Linked DNA regions of Mus musculus: region 2 is linked to region 1. The links are chromatin loops, found by intact Hi-C in ENCODE. Cell type or tissue: heart. All regions are shown on one strand.

The links. A loop is a pair of places that touch in the nucleus more often than their neighbours do. Peaks named below come from ENCODE experiments on the same cell type or tissue, not always from the same donor. Only the 100,000 strongest peaks of a DNase experiment are listed, where the experiment ranks them.
Region 2: it touches region 1 in a loop (2.2-fold over the local background); 1 of 42 quality-filtered maps calls a loop at or near these places.

Annotation. Positions count from the first base shown.
Region 1 is chr4:59,433,860-59,441,859 of GRCm38, reverse strand. It overlaps Susd1 (sushi domain containing 1), which reads left to right and starts at 3,227. Exons shown (of 17, transcript NM_001163288.2): 1 at 3,227-3,654. The coding sequence starts at 3,537. In heart, no CTCF peak of the experiment used is centred here; DNase peaks (open chromatin) are centred at 1,699 and 3,589; H3K4me3 peaks cover 2,352 bases; H3K27ac peaks cover 3,354 bases.
Region 2 is chr4:59,482,939-59,490,938 of GRCm38, reverse strand. It overlaps Ptbp3 (polypyrimidine tract binding protein 3), which reads left to right. Exons shown (of 14, transcript NM_178164.3): 8 at 2,751-2,828; 9 at 5,193-5,332; 10 at 5,567-5,600. Among named protein-coding and RNA genes, the nearest start is that of Susd1, 48 kb to the right of the region's middle. In heart, no CTCF peak of the experiment used is centred here; no DNase peak of the experiment used is centred here.

The sequences.
Region 1 (8,000 bases):
ATTTTATTTTCCTCACCCCAGCCCTTTGTGGAGGTCTTGTGTGGCAAAGCTAGTCTAATGCATTCCGTAGAACTAGCTGTTTCATTGGTGGCTTGTTTTCCTGTTTAAAAGCACTGTTGCATACTTAAGTGTGAGCGTTTGAGAGGAAAGCAAGAACCCCAAACTGCTACTTCCATTTGTACTCTCTAATTCAACACAGAACATATGTGTCCATATGGGTGGGTGTTTTTCCACATACACAGTCAGAAGGAAAACAAGGGGGAGGGGATTAAATTGAACAGTTACATTGAACCAGTGACTTGGGCAGCCCTTGAACCAGAAGAGGTTCCGGGATTGATAGTATTAATAAACAGGAAAAGGAAAGGGAGGAACAGAAAATGCATGTGACTGTAGAAAAAGGAAGTGGGGTACAGAAAAAGGAAGTGAGGTGCAGAGACAGCTGGATTGGCTACAGGAGGTGGCCTCTTCAGGCTCCATATGCCCCACTGCTAGGTGTCTCAGCTAAAGTCCCCCTCATAGACTCCCTGGAGGCTTCCCCACTTTAGCTCTCTGTTGTGTCCTAGAGATCCCCCACTCCCCACTCTACCAATTTTTGTTCACTCTCCTGGCCCTTTCTCCCTACTCTCCCTATACCTGACCGTGCCCCCGATATTTTTCTTAAGCCAAATATTTTCACAGCAGCCATTTTTTCTGCTCCTAATTTAAAAGTGGTTCACTGTTCTCTTTTGATTCTTGAAACAATACTGATGAAATAATCTTTCATGTTGTGACTCAATGTGCGGATACCAGTGCCGGAGGTCACATGTAGAGGCCAGAGGAAACCTTCAGCCACTTTCCACATTATTGCTTTGAGAGAGTTTCTCTTAGTGAACATGAAACCTACTGTTTGGTTTAGGCTGTTTGTCCAGTGAGTGCCTCAAATTTGCCTCTTTCTGCCTCTCAGTGCTGGGTTAGCACCATGTATAGCGATGCCTGCCTCTTTTAATTGCTCCTGGAGATTCTACTTCATATTGCAGAGCAAGTGTTCCTACTCACTGAACTATCTCCCTAGCCCCACCCTGACTCCTCTTTTAAATATCTGAGACATTCAAATAGCCCAGGCTGGCCTTCAGCTTGTATTGTAGTTTGAACTCCTGATCCTCCTGCCTCTACCTCCAGAGTGCTGGGATCACAGCTTGCACAACCTCAATTTTATGCCCAGGGCTTCATGCATGGTAGATAAGCATGCTACACCCTCAACTCCTGGTTACTTTTGATCTTTATATTTAGTGGCCCTGGGTGAGCTGGCAACACAAAGAAGAGATGGTTGCTGGACACAGTGGAAGGCAGCAATGCCAAGAAGATGGTGCAGCAGCTAAAACATTCCAGAGCATGACAGCGCAGGATAGGGAGAAAGGCCATGGAGACAGAGTACTGTGAATAGCTGAAGAAAAAAAAAAAGTCTGTGTGTCTAAGCCACCAGAAGAGTTCCAAGGAGCTGTCAAAGTCTCTGGCCACTGGGCTGCAGGGCTGTAATGGCTCCTATAAGGAGCTGATGGTCCAAAAACCCAGAGCCCTTTCAGGAGTTGCAGTCCCAGTAGGAACTGCCTACTGCTCCCTCATACTGCTGTTGGAAGAAGAGGGTTGCAACAGTTGCAAAATGCTGGGGTTTGCTGGTGGTTAAAGTCCAGAGGAACAAGCCTCCAGCCTGAATGCCTAGTCATGTCTCTGGCTTGTAAAGCATGAAGCAATAGGCCCCTAGTTATCACCGTCCCTTAGTCCAGCCCACAGGCTCTCTAGACCTATGACCTAGAGGGCACCAAAGCCAGAAAAGCCTCTCTGCTTGTCTCAGAGTTTTTTGTTTGTTATTTTGAGACAGGCTCTCCCTACGTAGTTCTGGCTATCCTGGAACTTGTAGTGTAGATCAAGGTGCTTGGAACTCACATCCTTCTGCTTCTGCCTCCTGACTGCTGGGCTTAAAGGCATGCACTGCCATTGTGGTCTCAGGATTTCTTTCTATTCAGGTAAAGGACCCCAGACAGACAGACAGACAGACAGCTCTGATTGATAATATTGTCATCGGGGTTATTTAAGTTAACGTATACTCTTATAAAGCCACAAACAAACCTAGTCAGTAGGACATTCATAAAAGTACACTTTTGAATTGAATAATCCACGGAAAGTGGGTTAGATAGCATTTACTCCCATGCATGCTGAAAGAGACACCCAGTAATTTTCCTTCCCATGTCCAAGTCTTGGATAGTTGTTTTTTCATGCATCATGTTTTTTTTTAAAGTATATATACATATTTATTTTGCAGAAGGGCATGAGAAGTAGAGATAAAGGTTGTTTTAAAAATGTCTTGAACAGTGGATTTGTGCAATGACCTGTGAGGGTTCCTGGAGACTGGTTTTGCCCAAACACCTAGAGACATGTTCACACTTTCATGGTGCTCTACTACTTCCCAAAGCAGGCTTCTTTCTTTGTTGGACAGAAATAATCTTCAAGAAAACTTGTTACAAGAGACTAGGAAGTTTATTTTAACGGTTTCTTCCTAAGGCAGCCCAAGTTCAGCCCTTATATGGGTGTATTTGCCTGCCTTAGAGGTAGGGCTAGTTCACCGGTGAGAAAGCAAATGAGGGTACCTGCTGAAGTGGGGAGTGCCCCCTGCACTTGGGCGGGCCCCACAGACAAAACTGATCTTCCTTCCTCAGCCTCCCTCAACCCCAATTCCTAACTCACGTTAACCCTCTGCTCCCCAGTCTCCCACCACAGTCCACCCAAAGCATAGATCTAAGCGACATTCACAGTTTCTCCTTGATCTAATATTGTCCTTTCTCTAATATTGCACTAATCTTAAGACGTGGTGGACTCTGTCCCTGAACACTCCATTTCTGATTCTCTCCAAAATTCAGAGGATCACCTGCCCCTTCCCGGATCCCCTCACGCCCTGATGCTGACCCTACTCTCAGAGCAGAGTTCTTTAACTCTGCCATATATTTCTCTAACCTTTTGTCCCCACCTTAAAACGGTCCCTCGGTTTCTAGAATACACGGTTGTCCTGTCTTCCATGTCTTTCTCACCACGTGTCTCTCCCCGTTCGATTCCTAACGTGCCAAGGAGGGCGTCGTCCAGCAAGTAGCTGGAACTTTTGTTTTGTCACCTGTTCCAGCATGTGCACCCCGGGTGAACTGGCCCATGACTAGTTTCCTCTCCTTTCTTTCCCTCCGCGCGGGCGGCCACCACCTCCCAACTCTCTGACCCGTCCAGTCAGAGACCCTTTCCTGTGGCTACTGCACTTCTCTGGTCTCCACAAGTCACACTTGCACTGCGATGTTTCCCCCCTAGCACAGTCCGCTTTCTCCCCGTGGCTCAGCTCGCGCGCAGCCGGTGCACCAGGCGCACCTAGATCCGGGGACCTGGGACCCTGCTCCCCGCCGGGACCGGCGCAACCCGGCGCCGGAAGCCTCTGCGCCGCCCCTTCCTCGCGCCTCTGGCCTTATCTCCTTGCACAGGGGCCTCCGGGGAGTGGCGGGCGCCGGGAGGGAGCCAGCGGCATGGGCCGGGGTCCCCGGGGCACGCGCCGCTCTCCAGGATGCGGGTTGCAGCGGCTGCTGCGGCTCGTGCTGCTGCTCAGCCTAGCCCGCGGCGTCAGCGGAGAGCCTGGCACGGAAGGTGAGTGCAGGGTACTCGGCGCGCAGGACGCTTCGCGCTCCGGATCTGGAGGCGCAGAGTCGGGGCGTGGAAGGATCATGGAGGCGGAGCGGCGAGAAGCACGCCAGACTGCCCGCCCCGGGGACTGTGGGGTGTGTAGTGGAGGCGGCCCTGCTCCAACTCGCGTCTCCCGGAGTGGGTGGGGGTGGGGTGGGGACTGGACTCGGGTGGGGGTTTGGGGGACCGGTGCGCCGCGTGGAGGATGTGGGAGGGCGAGCCGCTGGTTCTACAGCTTCCAGTCTCCCTGGCTTTTGCAGGACAAATTCCTGACCTGTAGTGGCTCTCCCACCACCACCTGTCCCTTTCCTTATTTTTCACTTCCACGAAGAACTAAATGTTAAGAATGTAAAGAAGAATAAGGAAGTTTATAGGAAGAGTTTATCCTTTAGTTCATTCATCCATTCGTTTATTTAGTCTGTTTATCCATGCATTTGTGTATCCATCCATCCATCCATCCATCCATCCATCCATCCATCCATCCATCCATCCGTAGAAAGTCCTTTAATATCTTCCCTGGGTCAGATGTAACCGTGCAATGTTGGCGTTCTAGTGGTTCATAGTCCCAAGGAGAGAGGCAGGCAAATAGTCTGTGTTTTAGACAAATTGGGACCAGTGAGCGTGGTGGGATTTACCTGACACGGAGGATTCAAACAGGAAAATGAGGCGAAGTCTGCCCACATAATAGCAGAACGTGTCAAGTGCTCTGAGAAGGTGTACTGGTCAGAGGAGAGGACAACTGTGTTTTACTGGGCAGCCATTATGCATGAGACAAGCTGAGCGGTTCCTTGGATTTCGGAAAAGGGGAGGGGTGCCCCATTCCATAGTAAGAGGTCTTTAGAAATGTGTGTAAAAAGGAATCCAATGTGTGAGATAGGTAGAAAGATTGCCTGCCGTGAGTTCCAGGCCAGTCTGAGCTACATAGTGAGTTCCAGAGTAGTTTAATCTACAGTGTGAAACACTGTGATCAAACAAACAAAACGAAAAGCCCAACAGAGTAATGGATGGATTTCAGACTGGGGATAGCGTGGGAAAGCAGGACGCAGAATACAGAAGGGGCTAGAGATGAGAAAACAGACTGGATTTGGCAAGAGGGAGTCAGTCTCATCTTGACTGGCAGAGAGAGCATGGTGTTTGGGTTTAACTGTTCCTTCCTGGTGAGAAGCCACCAGGAGCCATTGTAGGACACTGAGGGAGTGATGGCAAACAGTACATACATACAAGGACACCCAGTCTCTCTCTGGCATCTCCTTAATAAAGCCAAGCACTGAGCTCCAGAGTGGTGGTGGTTCATGCTTAATCCTAGAATTTGGGACACGGAGGAGGGAGGCACCATGAGTTTGGGATTAGTCTGGACCATAGAGTGGGTTGTCTCAAAAACAAACATTTGCAAAACCAAACAGGCTCTAGAAGTGGAAAAGAAACGAGATGAGTGGGCTTAGTGGAGCAGATTCCTGCCCTCCCAAATTCTCTTATCCTGCTACTTTGTTGTTGTTTGGGTTTTTTCCTGAGACAAGGTTTCTCTGTGTAGCTCTGGCTTTCTTTGTAGACCAGGCTGACCTTGAACTCAGATATCTCCCTGCCTCTGCCTCCCCAGTGTAGGGATTATTGGTTGCCTAGTGAATTTTACCATTACTTTGGGTATTTGATGTCTCAGCTTTCTAGAATGGCTCCCCTCCACCTCTGACATCTGGTACTTCAGTAGGCTTTCTTCCTTCCCCCTTGGGTCTCTGTCTTAGGGTTTCTACTGTGATAAAACAGCACAGCCAGAAACAATTTGGGGAGGAAAGAGTTTATTTTAGCTTACAATTCTCAGATCACAGTCCTTTAGAGAAAGAAGTCAAGGCAAACACTCAAGGCAGGACCATGGAGGCAGGAATTGAAGCAGAAGCAATGGAGGAGTGCTGCTTACTGACTCAATCTCCATGGCTTGCTCAGCCTGCTTTCTTGCAACACCCAAGAGTACCAGCCCAGGGGTAAGCACCCTCCAGTGAGCTGGATCCTCCTACAGCGATCTTCAATCAGGAAGATGCACCACAAGCTCGCCACAGGCCAATCTATGGAAACGTTTTTCTCACTTGAAGTTCCCTTTTCCAAAATGACTCTAACTTATTGTGTCAAGTAGACATAAAAGTAGCAAGCACAGTCTCCCATAACAGTGTGAATAAAAACCTATAGATAATTGAAAACGGTTTTAGGATCTGTGTAAAAACTCTAGCCTAGCAAAGTATCAAGTACAGTTCATTGAATTATTGGTCTAAGATGGCTGAATATAACCAGAAGTCACTCTGTCTACACTTTATTTCTTAGATGTTTTAGATGCTGTGGATTGAACTCAGGACCTTGCATCTAAGCATACACTTTACCACTGAGCCACACCTCCTGGCCACCTGGAAAGTGTGAGATGTTTTGGGGGAAATGAAGTTAGGGCTGCCTTGTTGAATGACTCTCCTTAGGTAGACAGTTTCCTACAAACTTAGAATCCAGTTCTACAAAAAAAAAAAAAAAAAAAAAAAAAAAAAAAAAAAAAAAACAAACCCTGCTTTCTCAAAGGTAGAAAATGTGGGGATGAAATGATCCTCCTGCCCCAGCCTTAGGTGCTGAGAATTATAGGCATATTGTACCATGTTCAGTTCAAGGATGGGTTCATGGAGCAGAGTAGTTTAGACGATAGGTGCAAGGAAGAGAGAAGGCTAACATTCCTGGACTAGTGTGGTGCTGAGGAAACCAGAATTGGAGCTCACAGCATGCTGAGAAAAAGTCAGTGACTTTGACTGACAACACAGGATTGCTCTGATAAGTTAGAAGGAAAAGCAGGGTGCTCTTCAGTTGGGCTGGTCAGGTCAGAGAAGGATTTGGGGAGGAGTAAGTCCTGTCTACTCACACGTTAGACCAGCAGGCATTATTCAGCAGGGAGAGGTGGAAATACAAGAATGGGCATGATATTTAATTGGGTCCTTGTAAAGCTGGGCCTCAGGTGGGAGAAACTAATCCCAGGAAGGAAGACCAGGAAACTGTTGTCTCCTCCTCCTCCTCTTCCTCCTCCTCCTCCTCTTCCTCCTCCTCCTGGTCAGATTTCAGAACCAGGATGGCAGCTCTCACTTAGTGGAGTCCACTGGGCACCGTCCACTTCTCTTTGATGCCATGTTTCGTCTCCATTACCCGCTTGTGCGTGTTGTGACTTTGTTATTACGAATGTGACACGGGAATAAACAGGGGCCACCCAAATAGGAATAAGCAAAGGAGTAAGCCATCATCACCTGAATTTGGGGTGAGGGGACTCCAAAGCTGGTTTCGGAGGTGGGAAGCTGGTGGCTGTTTACTAGATGTCTTGTGTGACAGTTTAGGGCCTTGCTTGCCTTTCTCTAGTTGGTCTGGTTGTGTGTATGTGTTTGTGTTTCTGTGTGTGTGTGTGTTATTTGTGTATGTGTGTATATGTATGTCTTATGTGTCTGTGTATGCATGTGAGGTGTATGTGTGTGTATGTGTATGCATGTGGTACGTGTGTGTTTGTATGTGTTGTGTATTTGTGTACATGTGTGGTATGTATGTGATATGTATATGCATGTGGTATGTGTGTGTATGTATGTATATGTGTATGTATGTATGTGGTGTGCATGTGTGTACTTTTTTCCTGAGACAATTTTTCAGTGTAGCCCCAGTTGGATTCTTACTCCTAGTTCTCCTGCCAAGTGCTAGATTGTGTGTGCTGCATTGCTGTCCTCTCTGTCACCCCTGTGGATTCCCTCACTAGCCTGTGCTGAGGTGCACTTAATGGCTGGAAGATGTTTGGGAGAAGTGAGCTGAAGCTTGGGCTTGAGGGAAGTGGGGAGTTTAAACTGAGAGGCAGGAGGGTGTTGGTGGGTGGGTGGGGCGCCTGGCCCAGGATTCAGGATTGGTTGGTAATGGGTGTGGAAAGACCAAACCAGTCAGTCCTGTTCTCAGCCTTTCTGTGGCTTTCCTCTGAGGCTGGGAGCTCCGTGGGACTTGTTGGCTCAGGCCTGACTGGGTTCAGGAAGGCCAGGAGAAGGACAGAACCAGGGAATCATGGTGGAAGAAGGATGGGTAGAGCTGGGGAAAGCCCACTGTGTGAAGAGCCTCTGCTGTGTTTCCCTCTCGGTGTGGTTCCCACGGTCTTCATGAGTGAGAGCAGGCAGCCTGGTGGACATGAGGAAAGAGATGGGGAGAGTGATTTTAGAGTGATGGAAGGATGCTCAGGACCAGGAGTGAGAGGAGATTTAATGAAGGACTTCCGCTGTGCCTTGCCTTACACACACACACACACACACACACACACACACACACACACC
Region 2 (8,000 bases), 49 kb before region 1:
TAAGCATATCTTTATCAGTTCTTCCCCCTCCCTCTCCCTCTCTCTCCCCCCTCCTCTCCCTCTCTCTCTCCCTCTCTCTCTCCTCCTCTCCCCCTCTGTCCCTCCCTCTCCCTCCCCCCTCCCCCCCCCTCTTTGTGTGTGTGTGTCTGTGTTTTAAAACACTAGTTCCATAGACCTTGAGGCTGGTCTTGAACTCAAAGAAGTCTACCTGCCTCTGCCTTGTAAGTGCTACGATTAAAGGTGTGCACTACTACTTCCCAGCCTTTTTCTTTTCTATTGGTATGACTTTCTTGTATAGACCATGTTAGTCCTTTTTGTCCGTTTCTATTATAAATAGTTTCTCCCAGTTTGGGCTTATTGATAGTCAAGTTCCTTATTTCCTTTATATGTAGTAATTGTTGTTGTGTGTGAGGAGTCATTTAAAATAATACTTGTTACACTAAAGTTATAAAGATACTTAAAATGGATACAGTAGTGCATGTACCCATTACTCAGAAGGCTGAGACAAGGATTGTGAGTTCAAGGGTAGCCTTAGGTATATAAAGAGACCTTGTCTCAAAAAACAATTTTTTTTCATAACAAAAGAGCATTACTTACATTCTAAAGTTCATACTATTTTACCTGGCTTTGTTTTAAAATAATGTAAGCTGTAGGAATAGCATAAATAACTCGATTCAGATTTCTTATTTGTGTCATGCCATGCTTGCTTTATTGTTTCCAATTGTATATAATTGTATATATATTTATAGTTGTATCTCCCTCTTGAAATCATTGCAGAGTAAGTTGCAAATGTGTTTGACTTTACTTCTAAATGCTCAATGAATGTTTACTAAGAACAAAAATGTTCTTTGTGTGTGTGTTTTTTGTTTTTCAGACATGGTAGCCCTGGATGACCTTGAGCCTGCCTAAACTAGGTTTATAAGTTCCAGCCAACGGGCTTAGTAATCAGTATTCCTAAATAAAAGTCAGTTTTTAAAATTAGTTTTAGAAAACTAATACACCACAGCATCTAACCAATAGAACTTTTGAAGTTTTGCCAGTTATAAAACAAATATAATAGCCATTTTTCTAAAAACTTGAAAATTATCAGGCTTATCTACTGAGTCATCTCTAGCTCAACAATGAAAACTTTCAATGGCACTTAGTATATTTGTGTGTGTGTGTCTGTGTCTGTCTATCTTTCTGTATGATCATATGCATGCACAAATATGTATTTACTTGCCTGTGGTGGCTATAGAACACACTTAGGCATCATTCTGTAGACTCCATCTACCTCTCTTCATAACAATCTCTCAATAGTGTGGAGCTTGTCAGTTAGGCTAGGCTGACTGACTGATGAGCCTACATATCTACTTGTATCTGCCTATGGAGGGTTGAGTTTCTAAGCATGCACTGTCAGGCATAGCTAATGCCAGTTCCGGAGATCAAATGCTGGTCTTATTGTTTGCATGGAAAGCACTGCTTCAGACACAATAGAAGAGAGCATCGGATCCCATTACAGATGGTTGTGAGCCACCATGTGGTTGCTAGGAATTGAACTCAGGACCTCTGGAAGAACAGCCAGTGAGTGCTCCTAGCTGCTGAACCATCTCTCCAGGCCCCATGTGTAATTTCTTAATAAAATGAAAATATGTAGGCTGCTTTCAACAGAATGCTCCACCTGGAGAAACAAAGGGAAACAGCTCAGCCTTTGCTTGGTTGGATTTTTTTACTATTATTTGAAAACTATGCTTTTCTCCTCGTTTCCTGTCTAACTCCTGTTGAGGGACCTCCACTTAATTTGAAAGTATTCCACAGGATCCTTTTTTTCTATTTCTAAGACTTTGTCTTTCTTTTCCCCTAATAGGATATTTTTTTCTCCCTTTCCCTTTAGCCCTGATCATCTTACTGTTTGGCCCCTATTTACTCAAGTTTTCCTCTGTAGGCACTCACTCAGTGGCTAAGGCAGCATAATTACTAAGTCTGTATGTTGCTTATAATAATTCTCAGTTTGTCTTGGTGTTTGCAGTTGTGTATCTTACAGTCGGTCCCCTCGCACTTGATGCCTCCATTGGAACTGACCTATGTTTTAGTGGCACTGTCACAAGGCTTCCTATAGAATTGCTTGTCTAGAATACACAGAGATGCACTGTGTTTGCAGTTACATACTGTGTAGCTCAAACTTTCCCCTAACTTACAGAGATATCTTCTCTAACCCATCATGGTAAAGCCTCTAGGACTTCTCCGCCGTCCGCTTGCTGGATTATATGACTGGAGGACCCTTAGCCTGTGAATCTCTGTACTTCATTCTCAATGACTAATAATCTATCTCATATTTGTTTGTTTAAACAGAATCGCACTGTGTAGCTCAGACTGTCCTTAAATTCATGATCTTTTTGTTTCAGTAATGGAATTAAAAGCATGTGTCACATTGTTCAGTTTTATTATTTCTTTTCTTCAACCCAGTATTCCTTCAAAACAGTACAGTTTAACAAGCATTTGATGGCATTTCATATAGGGAAAAAATGCTCTATGTAAACACGAGAATCTTAGCCTCGTCCATACTCCTTTAACAGCTAAGCTTCATCCAGGAACCCATTTGAAAGCTATCAGCCCCTGGAGGCAGCAGGAGCTTTCTATACTTTGGGGATCACTGACTGAACAACTCTATGATTCCATCTTCGGTTCCACTTATAATATATTCTCACATAGGCATTTCATAGTGTGTTGATATAGCAGGCAATATATTTATTGTAGCTTTTTCTTGACAGGTGCACCGGGTATAATGTCCTCTCCATATGCAGGGGCTGCTGGCTTTGCCCCAGCCATCGCATTTCCTCAAGCAGCAGGTGAGTCTTTTCAGGTTGAGTTTGAAATGAATCTTTAAATGAGCTTCTTCTTTTTTTTTTTTCTAGGAGCTCACCGAATTTGGGCAATTAAAAATAAAGGCATTAGGTCTAACAACCATGGAGTGACTTGTATACACACCATCTTTATATTTACAAATAGTTCTCTCTTGTTCCACTGGGTACACCAGTAATTCTACTGTGTGTTCGAATCACTTAGTTAACTGTAGGTTAACTACATTAAACTAGTAAACTATTAAACCTGTGTCAGGTTGTTAGATAAGGTGTATGATCTTCTAGCTTCTTTCTTTGTTTATTATGTGTTGAACAAACCTGAGTTTTATTTATCTTTGTGACTTCAACGCATTTGGAAGGAATATAGCCAGTAAACACATCAATTTGAGCATCTTTGGAGAATGTTTGAGTATCTGTGAGTTCTCAGTAGTACCTACCCATGAAGGGTATGTGTGTCATTTATTTCAGGGTATGCAAATTTTTTCCTGAGAATATTTATGGCATAATAATTATTATTCCTGGAATAATTAAGAAATAGGAACTAGCCCTGGCTGTCCTGGAAATCCCTGCGTAGAGCTGGCTGGCCATGCCCTCACAGAGATCTATCTACTTCTCCTCCCTGTTCTTCTTCTGCCTCCCTGAGTGCTGGGATGCCACCACCACCCAGCTTTATGATTTTTTTTATCATATACTTTATGGTTTTATCTCTGTGAAGAAAACAGGTTTGTAATTAAGAAGTGGTATGAATCTGATCTTATATATTAACATTTCTGATTTTCAACTATTTGTGAACATAATAGCTATATTTTAAATTTCAGAGTAGCTTCTTTCCAGAAATTATTATTATACTTTAATGTTTTAATTCTGGAAATTATAGTGACTATCTCTCTCTGTTGGACAAAATAGAATTAACTAAAAAGAAGACTGATTTTTGAGAATAAAGTTAAGTCCTAGTAAGTTGTTGGGTGGTTTAATATATTGTAACACATCTTTATGCGACTGTTCTGATTATTTCAAAACAAAACAAAACAAAACATAAAATCCCATAGCTTTTGTTTTTTGAATCTCTTTAATTTCTGTGCATCTGGAAGTGAAGGATTTGTTTTCCTTTGTTTCAGATACTATGTTTAGACACATTGTAGTTTTAAAACACAAAAATAAACATTAAGGGGATGAGAAAATGTTTAATTTGGTAAGACTTGCAAGGCTAAGTAGAGCACACACTGTAGCTCTACTTTTAGCTACTGTAGGCATTATGATAACCCACTGTAGGCATTAGCAAAATTGTGAGTTTGGAGTAGAAGGACATGAGAAGGAGATCATATGAAGGAGAAAAAGAATTAAGCTATTTGTGGTGGTGCACGCCTTCGTTTAAAGCACTCAGGAGGCTGAGACAGCAGGATCTCTGAGTTCTAGGCCAGCCAGAGATAGAAAATTGATTCCCACCAAAAGGCATTCATTTGGAGAATGCCATCTGCACAGTCTTAAACCTCTGAGATTGCCAAGCAAAACAGGATATATTTCAATTCTACTGCAAGTTAATTACATGGTATAAAGTAGTCAAGGAGTATGAAAAAGAATGTTAAACTGAAATAACAAATTGAAGCTGGGGATATAGCATAGTGATAGTGTTTGCCTAGTACTCAAGGACCTGGTTTCATTCCCAGTATTGTAAGATAAGTAAGAATTGGCTCCTTTTATAGAATCAGAGGCTTCTATACCCTTAACTACTTTTAAAGCAAAGGTTTATGTGGTGGGACTAATGAGACAATGTTGTTTTAAGTACAGTGTCAGTATATCAGCCTTCTCAGTAGTTCAAGAATGCCTAGGGCATTAAAAGTCTGAATTTTTGTTACAAAATATAATAAAATTATTACTTTATAAGGTTAAAAAATATTTTTCCCATGTAAGCTATTATGTAGTACTACCCAGTATACATCTTTGATACATCTATTGAAGGGCTATGCATGTGTATACCACCTTGATATATTTGAATATGAAAATTACATTCACTTGGCATAAAGGTGCTGGATAGAAAAGTGGTTGTAGGTAATAGGTCCTCTGAGAAGCCTGAGTTTTTGTGGTGGGAAGCGGAGGGTGGAAGGTTGAGACAAGATTTCACTGTATAGCCTTGGCTGTCCTGGTCCTCACTCTGTAGACAGATATCCACCACCACCCAGCTTCCTTAGTTAAGACCAGTGAGTCCAGTTACTCTGTGGAGCACAGTATGAATGGTATTAATTATGGATAATGTCAACAAATATGTTTACTTTCTTGGCTTAAGTTATATCCTATCAAATTTTATTCTTTAGATGATTAGAATATAAGAAATACTGTTGGTATTTTTAAAAGGTCTGTCTGTCCCAGCTGTTCCCGGAGCCCTTGGTCCTCTCACACTTACCTCCTCTGCTGTCAGTGGAAGGATGGCCATTCCTGGGGCAAGTGGTATGCCTGGGAATTCTGTTCTGCTGGTCACCAACCTCAATCCTGACGTGAGTGGAAAAATGGTCTAAGTCTTTCAGGAAGGGGTATAGTGGATTCTTACATATAGTCTAGTTTTGTGTTATAATGCTTAAGTTTGTTTAAGGAATTTAAATAAAAATTATCAATAGGCTGTGTAGAAGCATAACTAGTGCTGTAATAGGATAAACTGTCTTTATTATATTATAAATAGTTGTTTTTAAGTTATGCTATATTAAGTTATATTTTTGTGTTATCCTTTTCAGTTTATCACACCACATGGGCTTTTTATCCTATTTGGTAAGTTTTTAAAATTGTTTTTAATATTATCTGTGAAATGAGCATATTTTATTCATTTAGAAATACTTGTTTGCAGAGTAGAGACTGAGAAGGGGGACAATATTCGAAATGTAAATAAATAATGGAAACAATAAATACTTGTTCATTACGTTATATGTTTTATATTATGTTTGACACTGGAGCTAGAGCAAAGATTATAACCAGGGAAGTTAGATTTATAAACAGAAAATAAAGATTGTGAGTATTAGTACAAAGCAGGGAGTACTTGCCTAGCTGACTCAGGAGAAATAGTGATTAAGTAGACTTGTTAAAGTTGAGGAAGAGTCAGCAAGGAGACATAGTGGGTGCATGTCTTCACACATAGCAGTGAGAGATTTCTTAGAAGATGTATGCAAGGTAAAGGAAGCCCACTTGAAAGTATAAAACAAACATGTTGAGCTGGGACTGATGACGAGTCATGCAGTACTTATAAAGTATGTGAAGATTAGTTCCCTAAAATACATAAATAAGTATATAAATAGGAAAACCATATCATTTTAAGCAAGACTTTTAGGATTGGTTTTGTTTTTTGAGTATTGGGAATCAAACCTAGGGCTACCAAATTTTACTCTGTTTTTCTCAGGCTAGTGAGGCCCTATCCTTAAAAAAAGAGAAAGAAAAAAGAAAAGTTCAGAAACTTTATAATAGTCTTCCCCTCTCAGTTAAAAGCATAACAAGTATGTATTCCAGCTTCATAGGATCAATTATTTATACATCTATCTTTTATTATACTCATATGTCATGGGACACACAAACATGGGAACCATGAAATGAGCAGTACTCAAGTATAAAGAACATAATACAAAGCCCTTCACCATTAGAAATAGAAAGTTCAAATGGAAACATTGTATTTTTGCTGTACTTCATTAATTATTACACTGATAGATTCAGTTGAATCCAGGCCTTTTTGATTTGCTTTACCTAGAAAACTTCTGTGTTTTCCTGTTAGCAGATTTGAAAAGTATTGTTTTTGAATGTTTAACAAATAGGGCAGGTGATTATTTCTAAGTTCTTTAAGTGGTAATAGTTGGTTGGGTTTTTTTAGACCTAGAGATTGAACCTAGGACCTTTTAGGCAAGGCATCTACCACGGAAAAGGAGTCTCTTTGTTTAGCTCAGACTATCTTTCTGCCTTAGCCTGCAAAGTAGCTAGGGTTATGGCATGCTGCACTGTACTTGGCTGTATGAGGCTGTGGAGTTTTAGTTTTTGTTGTTTGAAATTGGAGATACGATGCAATGGTTAAGAGTAGCTAGAATACCTGCTTGCTTATTGAATTCAGATACTTATTAAAAACTTTATTATCTTATATGTATATGATGTATATATGAGTGCACATGTGCCACTGCATACATATACATATGAATGTTAAAGAACAACACTAGAATCAGTTCTTTCCTTCCACATGTTTTGGTTTTTTGAGACAGGGTTTTTGGGGTTTTTGTTTGTTTGTTTGGTTGGTTGGTTGGTTTTTTGGTTTGTTTGTTTTTCAAGACAGGGTTTTTCTGTGTAGTTCTGGCTGTCCTGGAACTCACTTTGTAGACCAGGCTGGCCTCGAACTCAGAAATCCGCCTGCCTCTGCCTCCCGAGTGCTGGGATTCTGTGTGGCCTTAGTTGTTCTGAAACTCACCCTGTAGACCAGGCTGGCTTCAAACTGAGAAATCTGCCTGCCTCTACCTCCTGAACACTGGGATTAAAGGTGTGAGCCACCATGCCAAGCTCTATTTAGGTGTTTTTTTTTTTTTTTTTTTTAATGTCTACTTCGGCTTCTTGTCATTTTTGAGATGGGCAGTGATTCAGAATGCTTGATTTTTTTCTTTCTTTTAAATTTTAAAATTCATCTCTAGGTTAAATGTTATCTTTAGATGCTAGTGAATTAACCTTTCTTTTCTGTGCCTTGAGGGTATTTGTAGACAGTCTCTTACAGGATTACAAGTGTAGTGACAATGCCTCTGCTTTTGTGACACCAGTGATAATCTCTGCTGTAGAAACTGCAGACTAGAATAGTACATGGGATGGGGTGATGAAAAGGGGCTTTCTTAAATGGTAGGCCCTCCTGTCTTTAATTTTTATGGAGTAAAAGTTAAGATGTAATTTTCCATGTTGGTCTTTATTTTCTTTCCACACTGAGATTATTTCCCCTTTTGTGATAGATGACTGACTGTGGTAACCACTAAGAATAAACAAACAAGTAAACCAATGTGAATAAATTGGTGTGGTGAGATGAGCTGGAAGGTGTTAGGGTAGCTTTTGAGTCCATAGGATAGCTATGACCGGTATGAGTGTAGAAGTGGACATTTGTGAGAGCTCAGAAGGCCAGAAATTCCAAAGGTGCTGGGGATTGGCTGAAAGATTTTAAGAAAG